Linked DNA regions of Mus musculus: region 2 is linked to region 1. The links are chromatin loops, found by intact Hi-C in ENCODE. Cell type or tissue: heart. All regions are shown on one strand. Each heading gives the region's core, and the rest is flanking DNA. Links, peaks and the distances in the headings are about the cores only.

Region 1 (8,343 bases), core at 322-8,321:
TTCTTTTATAATACATTGCTATTAAATCCTTTCTGATAGTCATAACTGCAGTGAGAACTCTGCCCGTCTTTAATGCCATGAGTTTATTGCTTCTGGGATAGCAAGCAGGCTTCTACTACTCTGAGCACATTCCACGAGGTTGTAAAACCATTAAACAAAGGTCATAAAAAGGGAACTAACGATTTACTATAGGTGCTAGGACAGAAGATAAAATACTAACTGAGTTTATCTATACAAAACTTCACTAATACCTTGGTTATGGTTTTTAACTCTTCATGAACCTGCAGAGCTGGTGACAGGTGATGAATGTTAAGCCAGATAATTACTCCTAATGGATATGTATGGAAACACTCTCTGCTGTAAACTTCTTATTCGATTTACAATTTGAATTTATGTGTAAATGTATGATGAACTTTTAGCCATCTGATCATCTATTCTAAAAGATGTACATGTGCTGAGGACAAAGAAAAGAGAGCATTCTCCTTTCGTTTATTTCCTCGCCAGATGCCCTTAAGTGCTTATCCCCCTTTTTTATTTGACCCCTCATCCTCCTTTTCTTACAAGCCCTTTTCCCCTTTTTTCTTAGATAGATTTCACAGGAAACATTTTAGAATTTAGAAATAAATCTAAAATCACTTTTCAAAGTGTCCCTTTTTCTTCCTGTGACTTCAACTAGCAGCAGGCTGTAAGTTAGAGCTTCCCAGTTCCTGCAGAAATAGAACAAGGGCTACATTACCTAATCCCCAGTGGCTTTTAATCCTCAGAAAGAGCCAGAAAGTTTTTAGAACCTTTTAGAAGCTATCAACAAGCATTTAGTATAGTTAGAGAGCTAGAACATCTGGAGACCATCAGTCTTTAAAACCACACCTGAGTCCAACTCTGTGTCTCATTTCAACCCGCTCCAGGCCTGGACACTCCCAGCACACCTGTATACAGAGATGCACAAAATAAAGAAATAAAATGTAAAAACAACAAATGTTTTTAAGAATGAGTGTGTTAAAAGTAAAACTGTGGCACTTTTATCTCAGGTGTAACCAACTGCTGTCTAGTTAAGGCCCACTCAACAAGAAGGAATTGACACCAGTTATTGTAGATGTAGCCTGTTATCCATAGCTGTCCATAGCTGGAGAGTCATAGACTCAAGAAGAGAACATACTTATGCCAGTTTCCTAATCTAATATAATGTCTGTTTCCTAAATACCTATCCCTATACCCACATAAGTGTAGCTCTCACCCTCCCTGCCCCCATCACAGACGCTTCTGTTGCAATATATGGAAGCTGTTGCAGAGATCCACGGCTGGTCAAATACAAAGAATAAGTGATTGCCTTGTGTCCAGCTCCAATCAATACATCTGCAATTAAACCTACACCTGAAGCTCAGGGAAAAATCACAGAACAGAGGGAGAAAAGATTAAGAGCCTGAGGCTAAGGATACCTGTGGATAAATCGCGCTCTCTAGACACAGCAGAGAAAATGCAGGAGCCACAAGAAAGTTTAAAATCAACACACTGGGGCTGGAGAGATGGCTCAGCGGTTAAGAGCACTGACTGCTCTTCCGAAGGTCCTGAGTTCAAATCCCTGCAACCACATGGTGGCTCACAACCATCCGTAACGAAATCTGACGCCCTCTTCTGGAGTGTCTGAAGACAGCTACAGTGTACTTACATATAATAAATAAATAAATCTTTAAAAAAAATCAACACACTGGACCTGGGGTGGCAGTGAGCAGCCATATTGGATCAGGAAAGTTATGAAGGCCAACAGCTAGCTAAAGGACCTGGTCACCATCTGAGCTGATGTCTCCTGGGATGGGATTGAGAGAAAATCAACAGGTAATGGCAGCCAGCCAGAGAGCAAATGCAATGACCTTCTAGGCAGAAGCTGCAGAAGACCCAATGTCAGTGAAGATCAACACAAGCAGTAGGAATCTTGGTTACTGTCAGGCCAAAGAGGAGGAGAAGAGCGCGTGTTCCCAGGCCAAGCACCCTGCTGACAGCTCAGGCCATTCACAGAGAATGATATGCTACCTACCTCAAGGCACTCCTTAGCACACGGACCACATGCTCTCTGTGGGCAGTGAGTGTTCCCTTCACCTTGTCAGTCACAGCTAAAGACATTATCAGTTTGCCCTTCGTAGCGCATCTCTGTGACGCGCTACGAAGTAGTGGGTATTACTATGTATTATTTCCTTCTCTGTAAAAGGCAGGAGACAATGTAACATGGCTCACACACAAGCCTCCTGTAACCACAAGGACAGACAGTCTTACAGGGCATTTATTACATACCAGGCAGGATTCCACTCTGCCATTCAACTCTTTAACACTTCTGTGTAAACCTGGGCTTTCCTCCATCATACCTGTACCAGAGATGTTAAAGGACCTGCCCAGATTTACATCGCAACAGATAGGAAAGCCAAACCTTGGACCTACTTGGTGTCCCAGAGTCTCTGCTACACGCTGTCACTTCCTATTTGTGTGTGAAATTAACATGAATGGTATTTCTCCATAAAAGAAATGGCCTCCTCTATCTGTTTCCCTGGGTAAAGATACATTTGATAATGCTGTTTCGTCATGTTTAAAGGCTGCAATGCTTTTTAGTTTAAAATACTTAGTGGATGAGACATACAAGAATTGTGAACCTATAAACTTGATTGAATATGGTAAATGAGGATAATAACTACTAGAGCAGAAGAGAAATTTCTGATCCCAGAACTACTAAGAAAAACCTGATCATAATAATACAGACGTGGTCTACTCCTGTTGGAATTAGCTCTTTATCTTTTAAATATCCTGCATGTACATTGAAGTGCATAACCACCAATACTCTAGAACAGTTGTTACATTTATTATTGCTTTTGAAAATAATCACTAAATAGCATGACCGGTTCCCATAATGTGGAGAGAGAAAGGGAGAGAAGGGTGAGGGAGGGAAAAGAGGAAGTTTCATGGTAAAGAACCAGGTTTCTTCAACAACAACAAAAAAAAAATGGGGGAAGCGGGGACTGTGTCTGTGTTCTTTTTCTTTTAGTAACAGGTTTTCTACTTAGCACATTTGTCTTGGTAAAGGTCATTTCTTCAATGGTGTTTAGATGGTTGAACAATTGAAATGACCTCCCACATCTGAGGCATTTATTATTTTCTTGCTGACAAGGCCGGCCTCAAATGGAGGAATCAATTCTTCATTACTGAAAAAGAAAAACAAACCGAAAAACAAAAAAAGAAACATTGACTTTCAAAATTCAGACAATTTTCAGGGCAATTCTTGGTTTCATTTAACAATTATAAGAAAGACTGAAAAGCTTCTATGATCCTTCAGTCCTAGTAATATCTTTTTAAGATTTATTCTTTCATTTTATGTATATGAGTATTCTGCCTGCATGTATGTATGTGCACTACAAGTGTGCCCAGTGCCTGCAGATGCTAGAAGGGGCATTGGATCCCCTTGAACTGAAATTACAGTTTTAAGCTGCTGTGTGGATGCTGGAAATTGAACCCAGGACTTCTGCAAGAGAAGCAAACGTTCTTAAGTACTCGAGCATCCCTCCAAGCTTCTGGCAATACTTTTTTAAAATGCTAAGGACTGAAGATGTCGGTCAGTTGGTAATGTGTTTGCCTAACATGTGTAAAGTACTGGGTTCAGTTTCTAGCACTCTATAAACCCACTGCAGTCACACACACACACACACACACGCACCCACACACACACACACACACACACAAACCTGTAATCACATCACTTTGGAAATCGAGGTGGGTGAATCAGAAATTCAAAGTTATCCTTAGCAACGCGTGGTGAATTGAGGCCGTTCCAGGCTACTTGAGACCTTGTCTTTAGAAGACAATTCTGGGGTCTAGAGAGTTCAGCCGTTGAGAGCACTTGCTGCTTTTACAGAAGGACCTGGATTCAGTCCTCAGAACCCTACATAGGATGCCTCACAGTCACCTGTGTCTCCCAGCTCGGCTGGGTCTCAGCTGTTATCCTGTGTGGGCACTGTCAGTCGGGTACCTAACGCACACATGCATATGATTAATAATAAAATAAATCCTTTTGAAAAGGTCTCTATACGAACTGTTATCCAAACTAGATCTAGCCAATACCTAGAAACCGCTGATTGGAAACAGCTAAGATTCTCAGGATTTACCTAAGTTGCATATCTGTACAGAGGACCTCCACTCACAAAGGTAAGTGATTGGTGCAAGCATGGGAACTGAGACAGCTTTGAAGGATAAAATTGACCACTAAATGTAACTTTCAGACATAAAAGTCATGACATGACAGTCTCCCTGCTGTGGCTAGCTTTTGCTGGAGAGCGGCATCATACCTTGAATGTGTATTCAGGCTGTAAAGAAAATGGAAATGTAGCCAATGTGTTAGACATTCTATGAAAATATGTTGGTCAAACTTGCGGTCACACCTCGAGATGCAAAAAATGACGTGACCCTCACACAGACTTCCACGGGCTGCAGGCTCACAATCGCCACTTTTAAATGAGTTGAGTCACAGAGAAAATTAAAAGCTTTATGTATTTACCGTTTTCCTGTGGGAATATAGACTTTGAAAGCTTTTCACTTACGATGGAGCGCTAAAGTGTTTTCCCATTATGTACCCTTTCAGGAAATTGTATTTTACTTTGAGTCCAATTATTTCAGACAGAAACAGATATTAGCTTTCAAAAATCGAAGATTAGCAAAGCATGAATGTTGGTAGGGGGAAAATCACAAAAAGTATTAGGGGGGGAAAAGTCAAAATTTAAAGTACGAAAGAGTCCTGAGTTTCCTGTTGTGTGGTAGCTACTGCCCCCTGGTGGAGTAAAGGTGCTAATGCGGCCATCGGCTTCTGCTGCTCAATGGACATGTCTTTCTGAAGTGTTATTCCATTTACTTTCAATGTATTTTTTTTTCTTATTTCATTTCTTTAGTAATTGCATCTCTTCTTTGCTGAATGTTTCATAAGGAGCCAGGGTGAATTTAAATGTTCACTCAACCCAAGAGCTATGGGAGCAATTCTCCAAATCAGTGGACGACACAACCCAGAGAAACATAATGGCGCACCCATCTCCCAGCAGAGCAAAAACACGCAGAATAATCTGCATCTCTTGATGAGGTTCGGCCCTCAACCCCTCTAAAGTTTAACAATAAAGAACGCGTGGCTAGAAATAAAACTGCCTCACTAATTTTGTGAAATCACAAGATTCAGAAATAAAGGACAAACTCTAAGGCCTGAGTCACCTAGCTCATGGAAAAAAAAAAAATCTTCCCCTGATTATTTGAAATGAGATCATGATTTTCCTCCCAGAGAGTTTTGAGGAGGACGAATGATTAAATGCTGGATGCCTCTCTCCCTGCAGATATATGGCTGGTAGGTTATTTCTATTTCTAACTTTCTCGAATCATCAGCAACTGGTATTTTTAGCACAGGGCTCTGCTCTATAAACCACCTCACCTCTGGTTTGTCAGCACTCGTATCACCTACACACATTGCATAGAAGACGACCGAATGCTAGCATCTCTGAGCTGACATTTTCAGGGTTATGCAAGGCAGGGTAGTGTTATATGAGAATGTAAACTCCAAGGAAGGACTCTCCTCACTAAACACCATGCTTTCTCATGGCTGAAGTCTACAAAGGATACCTCACCGAAGAACAAAGCCAAGGGGCAGAAACCCTCAGAACATGACAGACCACAGGATGCTGTAACCTCAAGTCACCACTTTCACTAGGAGCAGACAGGAGCTCTTCCAAAGCACCTTTAAGACAAGCATAGGTTTTCTAATTGTTTATTACATATGTATTGTGTGGTACCATACATGTCTATGTGCACTTTTACCTACGTCTTCTGCATGCACATGGATGTATAGGTCCACATGTGTGTGGAGGCTAAGGTTGACAATAGATATCTTAGTTGACGATTTCTGTGTGTGTGTGTGTGTGTGTGTGTGTGTGTGTGTGTGTGTGTGTGTTTCCTCTTTACAGGCTTCAAGCTGTTTACCTGTGTTCTCTTGTATTTCTTTTTTTATTAGATGTTTTCTTCATTTACATTTCAAATGCTATCTCCAAAGCCCCCTATACCCTCCCCCGCCCTGCTCCCCAACCCATCCACTCCCGACTTATATAATGAGGCAGCGTCTCTTGCTGAACTTCTACATTGCTGATCCACCTAGTCTAGCTATTTAGCTTGTTCCATAGCGTCTGTGTCTCTGCCTCCCGAGTACTGGGAACCAGCTTTTATATGGTCCTTGCACTTGTGTGACAAGTGTTCTCACCGCAGCCAAAGCACAGATTTTCATTAGAATTGGTTGATATTCAATTCTTGTCATTGTACACATGACTGAGAAAGCATACTATATTCCACAAATATATGCAATCATTGCATGTCTATGTTTAGAAAAAAACAGCTGTTAAGATTGGGGGAGTGGACAATTTATAAGCAAAATCAGTAAGAATAAAAATATTTGGGCTGGCAAGGTGGCCCAGCAGGTAAGAGCACTGATTGCTCCTCTGAAGGTCGTGAGTTCAAATCCCAACAACCACATGGTGGCTCACAACCATCCATAATGAGATCTGATGCCCTCTTCTGGTGTGTCAGAAGTCAACTGCAGTGTACTTGTGTATAATAATAAATAAATCTGTGGGCTGGAGCGAGCAGGGACTGAGCGAGGGAAGTTGACTGGAGCGAGTGGGGCCAACCAGAGCAAGCAGAGGTCCTAAAAATTCAATTCCCAACAACCACATGAAGGCTCACAATCTTCTGAACAGCTACAGTTATATTCACATACATAAAATAAATAAATCTTTAAAATGAAAAAAAAAGAATGAAAATATTTTTTAAAAGTTGTATGTTCAAGAGAGTCATTCTGGAGCAAGGGTTGGAGTCTCGGTAAAGATCTCCATGAGCCAAACGAAGAATACATAGAACAGAGCCAGTCCAAAGAAGCTGTCTTAGAACCATCCTTAGAGCCGGGCGTGGTAGCACACGCCTTTAATCCCAGCACTTGGGAGGCAGAGGCAGGCGGATTTCTGAGTTCGAGGTCAGCCTGGTCTACAAAGTGAGTTCCAGGACAGCCAGGGCTATACAGAGAAACCCTGTCTTGGAAGAAAAAAAAAAGAAAGAAAGAAAAGAAAAAGAACCATCCTTAGGAACCGGAATAATGAGAACGTTGCATATCATTCAGACTCTTCTGGTGCATAAATGTATAGCAAATGGCTTGGACCAATGTCAAGATAATATAGTAGACCCTATGTGAGCCCTGAGCTAAGTCATACATGAAAACATAGACAAATGATTTTGTAACTCTGCACAGGATGAGGTGAGGCCATTGTTAAATGGGGCTGTCTGTAATGAGAGGCTTTTAAGTGATGCAAATATCAGCAGCCTGAGAGTCCCCAAGTATAGGTCAGATGTCCCTCATACTAAGCCAGTGTAAAGGGATACGTGGAGACAAAAAAATAAAGTAGCTTTTTTTGATAGGACCTGGTAGTGTAGTACAGCGATGGCGTGTGCTTAGCATTCATAAGACCGTTAGCACACAAGCTCCGTCTTTACACACACACACTGCTCAGGGTCAGGAGGCAGAGGCAGGCAGATCTCTTCAAATTCAAGTGAAGCTTAATATACAGTGAGTTGCAGGCCAGCTATAGCTACATAGTGAGAACCTGTCGCAAAAAAAAAAAAAAAATCTACCTTCCATAATTATTTGGCCCTTATTTATTCGCTGTGCGGGTCACAAAGGCCTGTGTTGAATCATGTGTATTTCTCACGACTGATAAAGACCATCTGTGGTTAGGAGGTCAGATGACTCCGAAGGTACAGATGCCACCCAACCTGATGACCTGAGCTTAATCCCTGGAGCCCACCAGGTAGAAGGAAAGAATTAGATCCCACAAGTTATACTCTGCTCTCCACACACAGCTGTGCACACAAACAAATAAATAAAGGTAACTTAAAATGTAAAGTCCTACTTTATTCAGAAAGCTGTAAATATTAATTCTGCTGGATATTGTTAAATGAGATACCTCAACTGTGTGAAATTTACCTTTTCTAAGCAAATGGATAAGATGAGAAGGCATCTCCCGGAACTCTGCCCAATACTGCCACAATATTTCACATGTAGCTTGGCTGGGGAATATTGACTCCCTATACATTCCAATGCAGTCAGGCCAGAGGGTAAATCATTAGTCACCAGGACCTTTGTTGCACAGGTGAGTTTAATTTATCTCAAATAATGAGTAGTTATTTCAACAGTGAATGCATTTAGGAGCAATGGTAAGAGGAACCTACAGCCATGCTTCAAGATTTAGCACAATCTGGGAACCATTTTGCAGCAGTAGCCACTGCCCAGTGTCC
Region 2 (8,343 bases), core at 63-8,062, 1.1 Mb before region 1:
TCCAAGTAACTTCATGATCCTTTGTCTCTTTCCTTGCTTGGTCAACTCTTAGGTGACTACAGTGTGTAGAACTGCAGCCTTTAGAGGAGGTTAGGAATAGGTGAGACCATCAGAATAGGGCACAATTGAATACAATTGAGGGTTTGTAAGAAGAAAGACCTGAACACACACACACACACACACACACACACACACACACACACACACAGCATACAACAGTCACAACACACAGACAATGCATACAACAAACACAGAACGCATGCACACAGATTTTATTATGTCACCTCCAGGTTCTTCCAGAAAGAAGGACATCGTGAGATGAGGTTCCACAGCTTTGGATCAGAACTGTGAGCAAAAGAACAAACCTCTTTGATTCTGTGGTATTATGTTACTCACAACAGAAAATAAATGAGATCATTATATTTCACACATAAAATATTCATTGGCAAAAGATTAGACAATTTTAAAAGTGGTCCTTCAACCAGAGAGAGGTTTTTCAGTTTTATCTCTCTTGCAGGCAGTCCAGTGGGAGACAGGAAGCAAGCTGGCTTGCACACATAAGCCAAGCAAATGAACGCCTCGTGTGATAAAGTGCTGAGCTTGAGTTATGGTGAAAACGAGTCCTCTGGACCATCCTCGATAAGCCATGCTTTGGGCTTTGAGAGAAGCTGAAAACGGAGGGAAATGAAAAAAAATCTTCCACTGGAAAGACACTGTAATAAAACCTTAATTTCAGATGTTCATAGAGGAGTATAGAATGAGTGTCAGCTTAAATGTTAGATTAATTAAAGTCAAAGGAAAGAAGACAGATGTGCCCAAGTCTGGGAAAGCATGAAAATATCACAGAAAGAGGTGATAGTGTGGGACACAGAGTAACCAAAACTTGTAAGATATGTGCGAGAGTTGGAATGTTCATGCTTTTTCCAAAATCCACCAGAGAGCTTACTCCGAGGCGCACAGCTAAGGAGAGGCAGGGGTTTTATGAGCTGCTTAGGCCTTGAGGACTCAGCTTTAGAAAAGGGACAGTTGGAGTCGGGCCTCAGGGTTCAAGGTGCTGCCTTGGAAGTATAGACCAGGCCCTCAGCACACACAACGAACACCCAGGCAGGGTCTCTATCACAAACATCCCTGGCTCTAGAATTGTGAGAAATCACTCACAATTATTTATGGGTTACCCACTTTACTGTATGATGTGATAATAATGGTAAATGGATTAAAAATTTCTTTCCTTCTTTTTGGTGTTCAAAAGACAAACTCAGCCTGAGTTAAAGAGGTACCATATGCTGTTTATAGGGAATTCATGCACTGCTAAGTGGCTAAGGAACCACTGTGATGTTATAATGGATGCTGACAATCCTGTAGGCTATCTATATATAGCCTACATATTTAGCCTCTGTATAGTTTATTTTGGCTGGTTTTATGAGAAAAGTTGTCTAGCTGTGGCTTCAGAAGATAATTTTTACTTGAGTTCATGCTAAAAGATATGAGCAAAGGTGGATGAAAGGGATTTCTGTCACTTGGGATCCTTCCTGAGAGAGTCATTTTTCTTGAAACTGGGTGGCAGGAGGGGGAACAAGAACAGTGGAAGGAAGAAGAAGCAGTGGCCGCAGGCTGTGCCTTGCTGAGGAGGGAAGGAACCCCTTGGTGGCAGTGGGTGGTGAGCAACTTCCTGGGGACACTTGTGTCTGCTGTTCTCTTTATGATCCATGAAGGGATCTGTCCCAGCAGGCCCGTTTGCAGCAGGTGGCTTGGGACGCATCAGTGCTTGCTTTCCATGCATATTAGTTCTCTTCCTCTGGGGGGCAGGAAAAGGCAGTGGAGCTTCATAGACCCTGATTACACTCCTCCGCAAATCCCTCCATGTCCAACAGTGATTCAATTTGCTTTGCCAGTCAGGATTCAGGCCACATGTCTTCGAATAATCCCCGATCACCCTCCTCTTCCTCTGACAATGCCTCTTGTTTCTACATATTCTTGGGATATTACAATGCAGACAAGAATAGGAATTGGGAAATTTGGCAGCATCTTTTAGCTATTATATAATATGAATGTAGGGTAAGCCAAGTGAGATAATGTGATAGAATATGATGTCTAGGAGACCATTTCCCCTGTATGCAAAGGGAACACACAGAATTGATACTGAAAACAAGTCTGTTTGTTTTAGGTCTGTTTTTTCTTTGTATCTGGCACTGTGGCAGGTGTGTAATGGATATTTAACCTATGGTATTTAGTTAATGTCATTTAGAAAAGTGAATTACAGCCACAAATTTTAATCACAACAGAAATATAACCCAATGTTATTGTGTGGTCTGGTCTATAAATAAGAACTAAAATCATTATGTAAGGTTAGTAAAGACAGAAAAGAAAGGTCCCTAGTTGGAATGAGATAGGCGGATAGGATTATTTTACGTTTCTTATTTTCATGTTGTTCAGGGGTATGAGTAGAAGGCTGTGCTGTTGGTTAACTGATAACCTGAAATGACCCGCTGTTCTACATTAGACTTCACATGTTCTCTCCTGCAGCTTGAGGTGCTCATGAAGTTGAATGAGGAAAGCTCTTAAGCCCAAGCAGAGGCAGAGTGTGATATATGCTCATTGAAACAGCTGACCCATTTCCTTCTGGGTTTGCTGACTTTAGATGGCAGGCCACAGGATGTGTGTTTGGAATGTAATGTAGATACTGCCTGAGTGTCAAAGTCCTTCCCATCTTAACTGGATGGGTCTATCCTGACCCTAATCATCACCCATGCTATTCTCAGGGTACCTTCAATGGATAAGGTCCCTAGCACAAAGCCACAGTCACCTACAGACGTGTGGTGGTTTAAATGAGAAAGGTCTCCCAAACGTTCTGGTATTTGAATACTTGTTTTCCAGCAAGTGGCATTATTTGGAGGAGATTTAGGAAATATAGCCTTGCTGGAAGAAGTGTGTTATTGGAGGTGTGATTTGAGAATTTGAAGCCTTGCCCTGCTTCCAGTGACTTCTGCTTTGTGCTTGAGGTGAGCACATAAGAGCTCAGCTTCCTGCTCCAGGTGCTCGGCATGCTACTTGCCGTCACACCTCCACACCACGATGGACTCTGACTCTCTGAAACTGTAAGCCCAAATAAACCCTTTATTCTACCAGTGCCTTGGTTATGATATTTTATCACAACAGCAGACAAGAAAAGCTATGGAACTAGGGCACTTGTAGTGTTCTCTGGAGATAGTTGAGAAGGCATTTCAGCAAACTGAAGGTGCTTTCTGACTCTTTGACACATCACCTGCTTTTCAAGCCACCGAGAACATGTTCTTACACTTGTTCGTTGCTTTTATGTGGTGTTAGACTGTTGTGTATGTCGTTGTACATATATCATCATCCAAGGACATGCAATACCAATTATTAGATGAAAATTTTATTCTCATAAGGGAAAATACTACTTAAACACTTCAGTTTTGTGGTCTGGCCAATGCAGGGGCATGGACATGGAGTGTTCCAAACTGAAGGATGCTGACTCTGTGGTGGGACTTAGTAATTCTCTTAGGAAACTGTAGGTTGTTCCCAATCTGTTTGCTGCCTTTAACTAATCCTGTCATACTCTTTACTGTATTCTCAGCAGTGTTCCTTCCTGCTTGGAGGATTCTTCTCACTGCTTTTCTGTCTGTCTTAACTCCCAAGTTACAGAGTTGGCTGCAAAACAATATATTACCATTAGGTGTCGCTGTATGACATAAAATGCACTCAAATAACAAGGAAATCATTTGGATGTATTTTTGAAAAGCACCCGTTTGATAGTGTAAGATAAAAACATCAAGTCTGAAAAAACTTGAAAGTATTGGTTCCTGTACGTAAGGGATGCATACAGAATAATTAGAGAAGTCTTAAGCTGTAATTTAAAGGAAGCAATATTTCTAAGTTTATTTTATTTTCAGGAGACGTTATAAAAGAAAACCTCAACCCTTTAGTTGCTGTTTTCTTGACTTATTTCTGACTTACATTCTCTAACTGCATTCCCATATGTCTTTACTACTCCACACTTTGTTCAGCTCCTGCTACTTGTTATGTATGGACAGTCACCTGTTTTGTCCTCTGTGTTTTCAGTCTATTGGGAATTTTCTTCCTTCCTGAAGCTCTGGCTTCACCTTGACAAAAGCTACTTGCTGCCATAGACAAGCTCAGACCTCAGTCCTCCAGGAAATCGTCCTTGATCTTCTCAGATAGAAGCATAATCCTGTCCTCTGCCTCTGTCTGCCACTGTATGGTGTTGCCACCACAGTGTTTCATGAACATTAGCTTATGTATTTATGCCTGTTTTGTTGTGAAAGAATTGTGATATCATAGCCAAAAACCTAAGCAGTAGTGATCATAATAAAGAAAACACATGAATTGCATAAAAACGGACAAAGGAGGATTTCATACTAGTTTTCTTTTGAAGAATGTCCAGTTACTAGATACTGGAAATTGGCCATACGATGATAACTAGAGGTAATGATAAATGGCAGTATATCAATGTGAGATGGGATGTATCCTACACAGTAGTGTGGGGAGCCGATCAGTACAATTGACTTTCTGGCTGTGATAATTGATGACATGATAAAGTAAACAGCTCATCAATGCCTCCACAGCTCTATTTAAGGCATCTTGCTTTTTAGCTATGCTTGTGTGTATAATAAAAATATAATATACTCTGTCTGTATTCGAGTCAGGAAATGTTTCCCTTTATCTATGCATTGATGATAAAATTAACAAGGGACAGAGGATGCTTGAAGGCTGTCTTAATTTCATTTCTTATCGCTGTGATAAAATACCGTGATACAAACAACTTAGAGCAGTGGGGAGTTATCTGTGCTCAGAATTCCATGTTACAGTCCACCTTTGCAGGGAGGTTAAGGCAGGCAAGAACTGGGAGGAACTGGTTGCATTGCATCTACAGTCAGAAGAAGGAGCAAATGAAATAATGAATGCATGCTTCTGCTTAGTTCCCGTTCTCCTTCTTACAGCTGAGCACCCAAACTGTGGGTGTGGCATAATCCACACTGGGTTGAGCCCTCTTGCCTCAGTGAACTTTATCAAGAGGCATGCCCACGAACGAATCTAACCTAACAGGTCCATCAACAGGACTCTCTTCCCAGGTGAGTCTAGATTGCAGTAAGTTAACAAAACCTCACAAGGAAGAGCTGTGGAAAGTCTATCCAGGTAAAAATGAAGGAGATTCAATTTGGACTACTTGGTCTATCAGAAAAATGAAGATCACATTCATTTCTTACTCTGTCATTTGTATTTGTGATTTTATTGCTGACTTGTCTGTCATTTTTCTTCTTGCTTGAAAGTGAAAATGTGTTTATTTCAGTCACAATTTTCCCAACAACCCAGTTTGGTTTTCTATATGCTTTTAATTCCAGTACTCTGCAGGCAGATCTCTGTTAGTTCCAGGCCAGCCTGGTTTCCAAAGGTAGTTCAAGGACAGCCACGGTAGTTACACAGAAACCCTGTCTAGAGGGAGAGAGAGAGTGAGAGAGAGGGTGGGGGGGGGGAGGGAGAGAGAGAGAGAGAGACAGAGAGAGACAGAGAGAGACAGAGACAGAGAGAGACACAGAGATAGAGACAGAGAGAAAGACTAATTGAATTTAGCTACTAAGCTCCTGTTGTAGTATTGAACAAATTGGTGGCAGTTTTAACTTTATAAGTTATAAGAAACCATTTATATAAATTGGAGTAGCTATACTTTTATTGGACAAAATTACAGGGGAAAATGTATTAATTATTCAGACCTTTGGTATTGCTTTAACCTTTTATGTCTAATATGCTTCTCTAGCTTAGAGCTGTTCCTAAATTTCATCTAAAGCACCTTCAGAAGCACAGAGCACACAGAGACACTTCCAGGGTGTGAGACTGACCAACTCTTGACACCAGTTCCTTACCCAACCCCTCAGGTTCTTAGCAACATGCTGGTCTCAGCCGAAGATTATTGTCTTGGAAGATATGGAATTGATATTCTGATGGGCAGTATCTGGAATTTGGAATTGCCTCTGCTATGTGGACCTAAGTGTTCCCAGCAGAGAATCAGCAGGAAAGGCAACAGCACATCTACCTTCCTTGGTCTCCTCTGGACTCCACTGTGAGTTTCTGCTGATATGATTAAATCTATCCTTTTGTCCCCAGTCAGAATCCAGGGAAAATCTATAAAATGTATATAAACCATAGTCTAGGACTTTTTAACATCAGGTTTTGATTGAGTATTGATAAGATAGACAGTCATAGTAAAACTTTCTTTTTAGAAGCAGATTGGTGAGGGACAGAGACCTACATAGAAGCCCTGCATCTCCTAGACTTTTTAGAGAGGGTTTGCAGGAAGATGAGTGAAGCTCTGTCATGAATTAGACTGCAAGGATAGAGGTGCATGGGAGAGGACATTGCCACTTTCAACCCCATTCTTCAAGAAACTTCAAGAGGACTACTGGGGAAGTTTCAAGTATCCTGTGCCTTCCAAAGACAGGCAGGAGGCCATCAGGTACCTCTCTGGGAGAGCTAAAGCAACTATAGACCAAGGCATTAGGCATATCTCTATTAATTTTTGATTTTAAAGACAATGAGAGAAATAAATATGGAATATAAAGTATAGCAGCATAGACATGCATGTGGATATTGATAATTACATATTTTCACTCTCATTTGTTTTCCGAGATAATAGAACCAATGGCTCTGTAGTAGCAGTGAAGAGATTCAAGACCCAGGCTTGATTTCAAAATATCATTTTTAATGCAGAAGGAATAAATATGAGAACAAATACTTGTCTCTATATCTAGAACAGGAAAAATACAAAAATATCATACAACATCTTACAGTGTCAAAAGTAACACATACTCAAAGACATGAGAATAATCTCCAAAATGGCCAGTGACGTGATACTGAACGATTAAATATATGATGACAGAGGTAAATTATAATGCATAGACTCCATTTAATATGATGAATCCATACATATATAAAGAGTAAATAAATCACCTTATTATTATATAAATTTAGAAACAGTGATATAAAAAGAAATAATGAAAATAAATCATGGCTAGACAGACAACAAAATAACAACTGTAGTAGATAGTAACTATTTCCAAGTGCTAAAATTAGTAAGTGAAAGTCTCATGAAAATAAGAGGAGAAGAAAGAGAGAACAGAAGGAGGGTGTATGATAGGAAAGAGGATGGTTGCATTGTTCCCAAGTATCTTTCAAGCGGTTATCAGCTACAGTTCAGAAAATGCTGAAGTTAAAAGGAAGACTATCCGAGCATCTTTACAGCAAGGTGAGCAAAGTTATCACCATGGACATTAGCATCATGGCCTCAAGCTCACCTCATTTCTGTAGAAAATGTATGTTCACAATGTAATCTTAGAAAACCACAGACACACCTCAAATGAAGACTAACACAAAGAATAACCTGTAACACTGTCTTCAGAAAAACTTCAAAATTTTATAAGACTGAGAAACTGTGCGAGATTGGGGACAACTAAATAGATGTAACAAATAAATGTAATATCTGTTCTTGAGATGGATCCTAGAACAGAAAAGGATATTGATATGACAAGTGCTAAATGTCTGTTAAAGGCTGAGACGCGTTAATCCTACTCTACTAATATTTATGCCATGATTTCAGCAATGGAGCTGTGTAAGTGTATACTTCAACAATGGTGGCTTCTGATTGAAGAATATATATATGAACCCCGTGCCTACTTCAGCATGTTTGTTGTAATTATTTCAGTGCACAAGTTAAGATTGTTTATATTAAGAGAGTAGACAACTGTGCCACAGTTTGTGAAGATACGTTGTCATATATATGCTAGATGAAACTAGTATCCATAGTATGTAAAGAGTGTATATAAATCTATGAGAAAAGAGGAAGAAAATTCAAATAAAAATAGGAAAGGCCTCACCCACATAATAGACAGAAGGTACTCGGATGCCTGGTCCTCAAGCACATGAGGCAGTGAAATACATAGACTTACATAAACGGGTTGGCTGAAAGTGTATCAGTAAGAGTGAGAATCACAAAGAGCTTTTGTAAAACTGGAATTCTCACATGCTACTTTGGAGAACTACTGTGTGGGAGCTGTCAACAGCATCGAAACACACAATTTAGGATCCAGCACGGTGCACTAAAGATAGGATGAAAGCTCCAAACCAAACTAAACCAAACCAAACCAAAACAAAGTATCCTAAACCCATCTGGGTCTCCAAAGAAGGAGGGATCAATAAGTGGTGAATTCATATAATGGAACTCCACTGACAAATGTGACTGAGTACATTCTGGCTAATTAACATGAACAGATAGATAACACAACACACAGTCAACCAAATGTCACCATAGGT

Evidence for each region. A loop is a pair of places that touch in the nucleus more often than their neighbours do. Peaks named below come from ENCODE experiments on the same cell type or tissue, not always from the same donor. Only the 100,000 strongest peaks of a DNase experiment are listed, where the experiment ranks them.
Region 2: it touches region 1 in a loop (9-fold over the local background); 29 of 42 quality-filtered maps call a loop at or near these places.

The regions. Positions count from the first base shown.
Region 1 is chr12:58,942,627-58,950,969 of GRCm38, forward strand. No RefSeq gene overlaps it. Among named protein-coding and RNA genes, the nearest start is that of Sec23a, 65 kb to the right of the region's middle. In heart, for the core only: a CTCF peak has its summit at 4,819 (motif pointing left); no DNase peak of the experiment used is centred there; H3K27ac peaks cover 441 bases.
Region 2 is chr12:57,822,248-57,830,590 of GRCm38, forward strand. No RefSeq gene overlaps it. Among named protein-coding and RNA genes, the nearest start is that of Gm46329, 120 kb to the right of the region's middle. In heart, for the core only: a CTCF peak has its summit at 3,690; no DNase peak of the experiment used is centred there.